Linked DNA regions of Homo sapiens: region 1 is linked to region 2. A link is an interaction called in ENCODE POLR2A ChIA-PET data of the cell type or tissue named here. Cell type or tissue: CD4-positive, alpha-beta T cell. All regions are shown on one strand. Each heading gives the region's core, and the rest is flanking DNA. Links, peaks and the distances in the headings are about the cores only.

What was found. ChIA-PET counts read pairs that join two places held together with the same protein. Peaks named below come from ENCODE experiments on the same cell type or tissue, not always from the same donor. Only the 100,000 strongest peaks of a DNase experiment are listed, where the experiment ranks them.
Region 1: POLR2A ChIA-PET joins it to region 2 with 8 read pairs; 2 of 35 experiments call an interaction of 5 or more read pairs at or near these places.

What each region holds. Positions count from the first base shown.
Region 1 is chr9:131,439,197-131,443,580 of GRCh38, reverse strand. All of the region lies in intron 5 of PRRC2B (proline rich coiled-coil 2B), which reads right to left. Among named protein-coding and RNA genes, the nearest start is that of SNORD62A, 44 kb to the left of the region's middle. In CD4-positive, alpha-beta T cell, for the core only: no CTCF peak of the experiment used is centred there; a DNase peak (open chromatin) is centred at 1,930.
Region 2 is chr9:129,716,967-129,721,333 of GRCh38, reverse strand. It overlaps PRRX2 (paired related homeobox 2), which reads right to left. Exons shown (of 4, transcript NM_016307.4): 2 at 1,916-2,103; 3 at 560-738. PRRX2-AS1 (PRRX2 antisense RNA 1) reads left to right here and starts at 2,628. Exons shown (of 2, transcript NR_132102.1): 1 at 2,628-2,761. In CD4-positive, alpha-beta T cell, for the core only: no CTCF peak of the experiment used is centred there; no DNase peak of the experiment used is centred there.

The sequences.
Region 1 (4,384 bases), core at 218-4,217, 1.7 Mb before region 2:
GCGCCTGTAGTCCCAACTACTCAGGAGGCTGGGGTGGGAGGATCACTTGAGCCCGGGAGGTGGAGGTTGCAGTGAGCCGAAAACGTGCCACTGCACTCCAGTCTGGGTGACAAAGTGAGACCCTCTCTCTAAAAATAAAAAAATAGGCCAGGCGTGGTGGCTCACGCCTGTAATCCCAGCACTTTGGGAGGCCGACGCGGGCGGATCATGAGGTCAGGAGATCGGGACCATCCTGGCTAACATGGTGAAACCCCATCTATACTAAAAATACAAAAAAAAATTAGCCAGACGTGGTGGCGGGCGCCTGTAGTCCCAGCTACTCGGGAGGCTGAGGCAGGAGAATGGCGTGAACCCAGGAGATGGAGCTTGCAGTGAGCCGAGATCGTGCCAATGCACTCCAGCCTGGGCAACAGAGCGAGATTCCGTCTCAAAAAAAAAAAATAATAAAATAAAATAAAATAAAATAAATAAAATAAAATAAACAAATGCTGCTTTCTACCATCAAATGTGGTAAGATCAGGTGGAAATTAGATTTATACACATGAGTAACTCCTCATTCACCTGTCCTTCCGCATTTTGTACTAAGTTCCTTGAGCCCTACAAGGCCAAACATTTCACTCTTATAATCCTGGGAACAGTTTATTTCTTCATTCTTTCATTCATTCCTTGACATTACAACCTGCTTTAGAGAAGAAGCCTTTCCTAATGTTGTTCCCTTACACAGAAAACTTAGCACAGAGGTTCTGCCACCATTTTTGGATGAACAGATTAAAAATGGCACGTCTTTTGATCTGGAATATGCAGCACACTCCAGACAGGAGCAATCTAGGAACAGTGGCGACACCACACAACAAATGGCCCCCTGTGGAATGCCTTGTTCCCTATACAGCTAAACCCAAATCTTCCCCTAAGTAGTTTAAATTATTCTTAGCACCACTGATCCACGGGCCTGTTCACTAAAGCCGACTGTGCCGGAAAGGCGCGGCTGGATCACCACACAAGCACGTGGCAGCAATTCGCTTGCCACTCCCTTAGTAAAAAGGTCCAGGGTCAAATAAACCTGACGGTAAGACTGGACACCATTCACCAATGACCAGCCAGAGATGGACTCTAAGTGTCATGAAGGAGCTCCAGTGCTCTGTGAAGGGGGCTCTGACTCAGAGTCGCTTCATTATGGTAGAAGGTCACTGGCAAGAATCAAATAAAAACTGTATTTTTAAAATACAGTATCACCAGCCTGGACAACATGATGAAACCCCATCTCTACAAAAATCACAAAAATTAGCCGGGCATGGTGGTGCATGCCTGTAGTCCCATCTACTTGGGAGGCTGAGGCGGGAAGATTGCTTGAGCCCAGAAGACTGAAGCTATAGTGAGCCAAAACTGCACTACTGCACTCCAGCCTGGGCAACAGAATGAAACCCTGCCTAAAAAAAAACAAACAAACAAACAAAAAAAAAGGTAGATTTGAAATTAGGAAAAAAACCAGCACCTGTCCAACATTGCTGTTCCATCTCTTTCTTCTGCTTCGAGAATCATGAATATATTATTGTAAGCATGAATTAATCTTAATAAGGATAAAGGGTAGGAAAAAAAAAAATCTCACACCAAAATACCAGTATTCATAAGGTCCCAATGTTTTATGATGTTCACCTGCCATCTGTTCTCTGCCATGAGAAACTGAGGCAGGAAAGTCAGGGGGCTTCTTCCGAGGTCACAGGCTGAGCCACTGGTGGGGCAGCAGCTGGTATCTGAGCCTCTGACCTCTGCCCAAACATGCAATCAGGTCTCCTGGGTCTGTTTCAGGTGACCTATCAACTGAGTCTATCAATTCAGGAAAAGTCCTTTTGAATTCCAAAGAGTCATGAAAACACTTGTGGGCAACACCCTCAAATCCCCACACTCCTGACAGTGTCACAGATGCATGACTCTAGCACGAGAGGGGGAACTGAAACTGACTTTTACACTTGGCCCCCACCCTGCCCAGTGTGTCGATTCTGTGGGCTGGCAGGTTTCTGCCTGCAATTATTTTCTTTGTTTTTTTAAATTTTGTGTAGAGAAAGGGTCTTGCTATGTTTTTCAGGCTGGACTTAAACTCCTGGGCTCAACCAATCCTCTCACCTTGGCCTTCCAAGTAGCTGGGATAACAGGTGTGTGCCACCACGTCCAGTTTAAAATTATTTTCTCCATCAAGCTTTATTGTGATACAGTTACATTACCTACATTTTTTATAGGTAACACAGTGACATGGTTCAGAAGTGAACACCATGTAAAGGTAGACACAGAAGCCTTCCTCTCACCCCTATGCCCATTTGCCCCCTTCTGACTCCCTCAAAAAAACTGGCAGTTTTCTGTTACCTTCTGGAGATTTTTAAACACATATACATCAGTATACAGATGGGTGGCTTTTAAAACATGCATATACAACATTTTTTAGAAGTGTATTTTTTCTCACTCCCATTTTTCTGTTTTGTCCTTTAAGATAGGGTCTTGCTCTGTCACCCAGGTTGGTGTACAGGAGTGTGACCACAGCTCACTGCAGCCTCCACCTCTGGTGCTCAGGTGATTCTCCTGCCTCAAGCCTCCCAAGTAGCTGGGACTACAGGTGTCTGCCACCACACTTGGCTGATTTTTTGTATTTCTTGTAGAGACAGGGTTTCACCATGTTGCCCAGGCTGGTCTCGAACTACCGGACTCAAGCAATCCTTCTGCCTCAGCCTCCCAAAGTCCTGGGATTACAGGTGTCCAGCCCTCACCCCCATTTTTTACACAAATGGTTAAGATACTATACATACCATTCTGTACTTTTTTTCACCTGAAGATCTTGCCAAATCAATAGAAAACTTCTGCTTTTTTTCTTTATAGCCAAATCACATTTCATTAAAGTACCATAATTTTACAGGCATTTCAAGGGACTGTTTGCAATCTTTTGCTATTATAATGTTGCAGTGAATAATCTTATGCGCAAGTCATTTCACACACGGGCGAGTATAATTTGTAGAGCAATTTCCTCAGGGTGCACTTGCTAGGTCAAAGGGTATTATGTGTTATTATTTTGCCAGGCAGCGCCAAACTGGCTTCCATAGGAGTTGGGCCAATTTATACAGAAGTTTTTCTTTTAATTTTTGTAGTTCTTTTTAAATAAAAATTAATATATTCTATCTATTTTTAAAAATTCTAACCTTATGGAGGTTGCAGTGAGCTATTGTGCCACTGCACTCCAGCCTGTGTGACAAAGCAAGACTCTGTCTCAAAAAAAACAAAAACAAAACAAAAAATTCTAACCTTACAGAAATATAAGATATGGAAAGCCAAAGAACCAGTTACAAGTCCAGTGAATGCTCTTCATAAAGCATCTTCAAAGACCCTTTTGAGGTCAGGCACGGTGGCTTACGTCTGTAATCCCAGCACTCTGGGAGGCCAAGGTAGGAGGATCATTTGAGCCCAGGAGTTGGAGACCAGCCTGAGCAACATAGTGAGATCTCGTCGCAACCAATCAATCACTCAGTCAATCAATTAATCAATAAGCCAGGCGTGGTGGTGCATGCGCCTGTGATCCCAGCCCCAGCTACTTGGGAGGCTGAAGTGGGAGGATCTCTTGAGCCTAGGAGTTTGAGATCAGCCTGGGCAACATAGTGAAATCTTGTCTCTACTCAGAATGGAAAGAAAAAAAAAAAAAATCAGCCAGATGTCGTGGTACACACCTGTAGTCCCAGCTACTCAGGAAGCTGAGGTGGGAGGATTGCTTGAGCCCGGGAGATCGAGGCTGCAATGGGCTATAATTGTGCCACTGCACTCCTGCTGGCACTCGATCTGTACCCTCAGCCCCTTGGGAGAAGCTGGGGCACTGAAATCCAATTGGCACATTGATCGGTCATTTCCCGTTGGAGACTGAGGGAAGAGCCTTTGAGCACAGGGATTTCAACCCATAAGGGGCAGGACCTCCTAGGCATGGCAGGCTGGGGGTGAGGTTCAGGTAACGAAGGATGTGCAGCTGGTTTTCTAATACAGGCTACTAAAGACCAAGTCTGGTGAAGCCTTGGCTGGCAGGGGTAGTGCAGGAAGCAGAAGGCGATATCAGGATGGTGGCAAAGGGTAATAAAGGGCAGCCAGTGCTGCTTTACAGGAGAAAGTGAATTGTGGGCTTTCCCCAGTACATTCCTTTGAATCGTCTGCCCACACCACGACCACTCTCCTTCCCACTCAGAGCTGCTGCCTAGTTTGGTCTGAAGCACAGTATGCTAGAAACATTCAAGCTATCATCAAAAATCACCAGCAGCACAGCCCAGTCAGCACTCCTCTGTCTCAGCAAGAGCACACATCCAAAGAAACCAAAGAGCTGGCACCTCTACAGAGTCAGCGCCCGCTGTGCACAGGCAAGGGC
Region 2 (4,367 bases), core at 1-4,000:
CCAGACAAAACTGCCCCAGAACTTGGCTCTGGGCCCCAGCCATGCCCGCAGGCCAGGGAGACCATTTCCTCAGCCCTCCCAGCGTCAGTTTCTCGTCTGGAGGGTGGACACAGGGCGCTGGGGCCCCCGTGACAGCCTAGGAATCTTCCTGCAGGTTTTCTACTCCCTCAGGGTGATGCCTGTACTTTGCTCCCCCTCCAGATAGGCCTGTTTTCTCCCGGCTCCAGGTGTTCACGCACACACTCACACCCCTGTGGACACGCATGCTTGCACGCTCCTTTGCATACGCAGGCATGTGCATGCACACTCACAGTCATGTGTGCCCACATGTACGTTGACACACACACACATGCCAACTCTTACAACATGCACGTGCAGGTGCTCGTGAACACCCACTCACAGGCACACTCGCCACACATCACTTGGTGTACCCCAGATCCCAGGGGCGCGTGGACACCATTCAAGCTCTCTCCAGACCCTCAGAGGAGTCCAGGCCGGAAAAGCCCTCTGGGATTCCTCGAGCTGCCCCTTCCTGGCCCAAAGGTGTTCCCGCTCTCACCTGTAGGGGGACGAGGCTGTCCAGGAGAGATAATCTGGACTCAGGGCGGTGGGCCGGGGAGCCACGGGCTGCTCGATGGCGGCCTCCTGGCTGTAGGACTTGAGCAGCGAGGCAGAGCGGCTGGCCAGCATGGCCCTTTCATTCCTGCGGAACTTGGCGCGGCGGTTCTGAAACCAGACCTGTGGGTGGGAGGGTGAGCAGGGTGCAGCATGGGCAGGGGGGACCCAAGTCCTTCTGGACCTGGGTGTGTGCCTGCTCTGTCACCAGCCCAGGGCTGGCAGCGTCACCTCTCTGACCCTCAGTTTTTTCATCTGTAGAATGGGGATGACAAATGACGCCTGCTGCTGGGTATGTGTTGGAGATTGAGAACACCAATGAATGGAGAATGAATGGAGAATGTGTTGGAGAATGAGAACGAATGGAGAGGCACTCGGCCACTGGGAGCGAGGTGCTTGCTGAGCACTCGCGGGGAAAGGCGCTTGCTGAGCACTCGGGGGGAGAGGCGCTTGCTGAGCACTCGGGGGGAGAGGCTCTTGCTGAGCACTCGCGGGGAGAGGGGCTTGCTGAGCACTCGCGGGGAGAGGCGCTTGCTGAGGACTCGCGGGGAGAGGCGCTTGCTGAGGACTCGCGGGGAGAGGCGCTTGCTGAGCACTCGGCTCAGTGCTGGCACAGAGTTAAGAACTTGAAACTGGAAAAGGACTTCTTTATCAGAACCCTTGGTGCCAGGCATTGTTCTAAGCGCTTTACGAAAATTTATTTTTATTTGTTTGTTTGTTTGTTTATTTATTGAGACAGGGTCTCACTCTGTCACCCAGGCTGGAGTGCAGTGGCGCAATCTCAGCTTACTGCAACCTCTACCTCCCGAGTTCAAGCGATTCTCCTGCCTCAGCCACCCAAGCAGCTGGGATTACAGGCGCGCGCCAGCACGCCCGGATAATTTTTGTACTTTTAGTAAAGATGGGGTTTCATTATGTTGGCCAGGCTGGTCTCAAATTCCTAGCCTCAAGTGATCCACCCACCTCGGCCTCTCAAAGTGCTGGGATTATAGGCATAAGCCACTGTGCCTGGCCGCTTTATGAAAATTTTAACTCTAATCCTCGAAGGACCCCTATAGCAAAGACCTACGTGATCCTCATTTTCCAGGTAGGCAGGTGCCTGCAGCACAGACAGCTTAAGTCACTTGCTCAAGGGCACACAGCCAGTAAGTGGCAGGGCTGGGATCTGAACCCCCGTCCTCCTGGCCTCAGATGCTCCTGCTCAAACACCCCTCCTGGGCAACTGTGTAATCCCGGGTGAACAGTGGCTGTGCGCTCCCACGCGCACGCTCCCACGGGAGGCCCGGGACTGAGCGCTCACCTGAACGCGCGCCTCGCTGAGGTTGACGCGCCGGGCAAGCTCCTCGCGCACAAAGGCGTCGGGGTAGTGCGTGCGCTCGAACACGCGCTCCAGCGCCTGCAGTTGGCTGCTGTTGAACGTGGTGCGGTTCCGCCGCTGCTTCTTCTTCCGCTTGGCGGCGCTACCGCGCCCCGGGCTGGGACACTCACCTGCGGAGGTTGGGGGGGCGGGATGGTCAGCAGGACGGCCAGTGGCTACAGTCACAGTTCAGCCCCCAACTCTGCAGTTTGCTCTGAGTGCTTTAGTGCCGCCGCCAGGAATGCGTCCCTTTAATTCACTCCCTCATTCCTTCCTTCTGGCATCCACCCATCCATTCACTCTTCAACACGTATTTACTGAGCACCTGTGTGGCAGGCCCAGTGCTAGACTCCGGGGAGATAACGGAGAACAAAAGCAGCCACACCCCTGCCCTGTGGAAACCCCAGTCTGAGCCAACTGAGATGGGACCACGGCAAGAGCCCTGGGGACAGGTGTCCCTTCCACCAGGGACAAGTGACCTGCTCAAGGAGGGCTCAGGAGACACCTGAGTGTCCCCAGCACCCGGCCCAGGCTGTGGGGCATGGCACATTCTGCATGGACACCTGTTGCTGACATGTAATAATAATAATAATTAATATGTCATAAAGAGCAGTGGGAGTCAAGGCTCAGGACCCACAGATTCTAGGAAGCTCCCAGGAGCCCTAAAGACAGATGTCGTGATCCTCATCATTCCTAAGGAGGAAGAGTCAGAGAGGCTATGGTCTCGGGCCCAAGTTCAAGGTCCCAGTGGAGTCATTGTTGGTGGAAGGATCTGAACCCACCAATCGGGTACGAGAGTCCTCATCTTCTCCTTTTTAGCCAATCAGGCAGCTGTTGAGAGCAGCCTTCCTTTCCAGAGGGCCTACTAGGCCAGAGGCTGTACTGGGGGCCGGGGAGAGACCAACCAGAGGGATCCATCGGCAGGGGAGGCAGGCCCCGAATAAGCTTTGGTGGGGCCGTGGGGTGGGTCAGGGCAGGTGTGGGCCAGGGCACGGGAGGATGCTCAGCTCTGGTGGGGATGAGGAGCTGGCCGGGGAGGCCCCTCAGGAGAGGTGGAGCTTGCAAAGGGTTTGAAGGATCCCCAAGAGTTCTCCAATCAGTTAGAGAGTGAGGGAGGGTGTCCAGCCAAGGCCCAGCAGGGGCGGTGGAGGATCCCAGCAGGGGACCTGACCGAGGGTGGTGCTGGCCTGTGGTACAGAACTAGCAGCTCTGGTAAGGAGGGCCCAGCAGAACCCTGGGGAGGTCCTGGAGTGGCAACCTCTGGGCCCAGCCTGTACCTTGGGGGAGGGGGTGGGGGGGCGTCCAGCTACTATTTCCACATTTAAACCTTATCCAAGGGCACCTCTGACCCTTCATCCTCTAGGGCTCAGCCTATTGTCCACTCCTCCAGGGGGCCCTCCCTGATCACCTGAGTCCACATGGAACCAAACCCCCTTCCCTCCAGCACTTAGAATCAACTAATGCTGCCGGTTCAGCACTTCTTTTGTATCTGATTTTTTCTCATTAAAAATGTGTATTTTAATAACCAAGTAATCACACTGCTTGTCACAGTAACAGATTCAAACAACACAGATGGGTATAAAGTAAAACAAAATACTCTCCCCTCCCCTATCCCACTCCCCACATTTTCTTTCTTTTTTCTTTTTCTTTTTTTTTTTTTTTTTTTGAGGCGGAGTCTTGTTCTGTCCTCCAGGCTGGAGTACAGTGGCATGATCTTGGCTCACTGCAACCTCTGCCTCCCGGGTTCAAGTGATTCTCATGCCTCAGCCTCTCGAGTAGCTGGGATTACAGGCGCCCACCAACATGCCTTGCTAATTTTTGTATTTTTAGTAGAAACAGAGTTTCACCATGTTGGCCAGGCTGGTCTCGAACTCTTGGCCTCGAGCAATCTGCCCGCCTCGCCTCCCAAAGTGCTGGGATTACAGGTGTGAGCCACCATGCCCAGCCCCACTGCCCACATTTTCTAAGATTACAAATACAAGTTTAAAAAATGGCCAGGCGCGGTGGCTCACACCTGTAATCCCATCACTTCGGGACGCTGAGGCAGGTGGATTACTTGAGGCCAGGATTTTGACACCAGCCTGGGCAATATGGTGAAACCCCATCTCTACTAAAAACAAAACAAAACAAAGACAAAGACAAAAGAAATTAGCCAGGCATGGTCACAAGTGTCTGGAATCCCAGTTACTCCAGAGGCTGAGGCACAAGAATCGCTTAAACCCAGGAGGCTGAGGTTGCAGTGAGCCAAGATTATGCCACTGCACTCCAGCCTGGGTGACAGAGCAATACTCTGTCTCAAAAATAAATAAATAAATAAATAAAATTTAAAAATAAAATTAAAAATTGACAAGCACACACTGGGGCTTCAACTTACCTCTTTTTATTTAATAATATT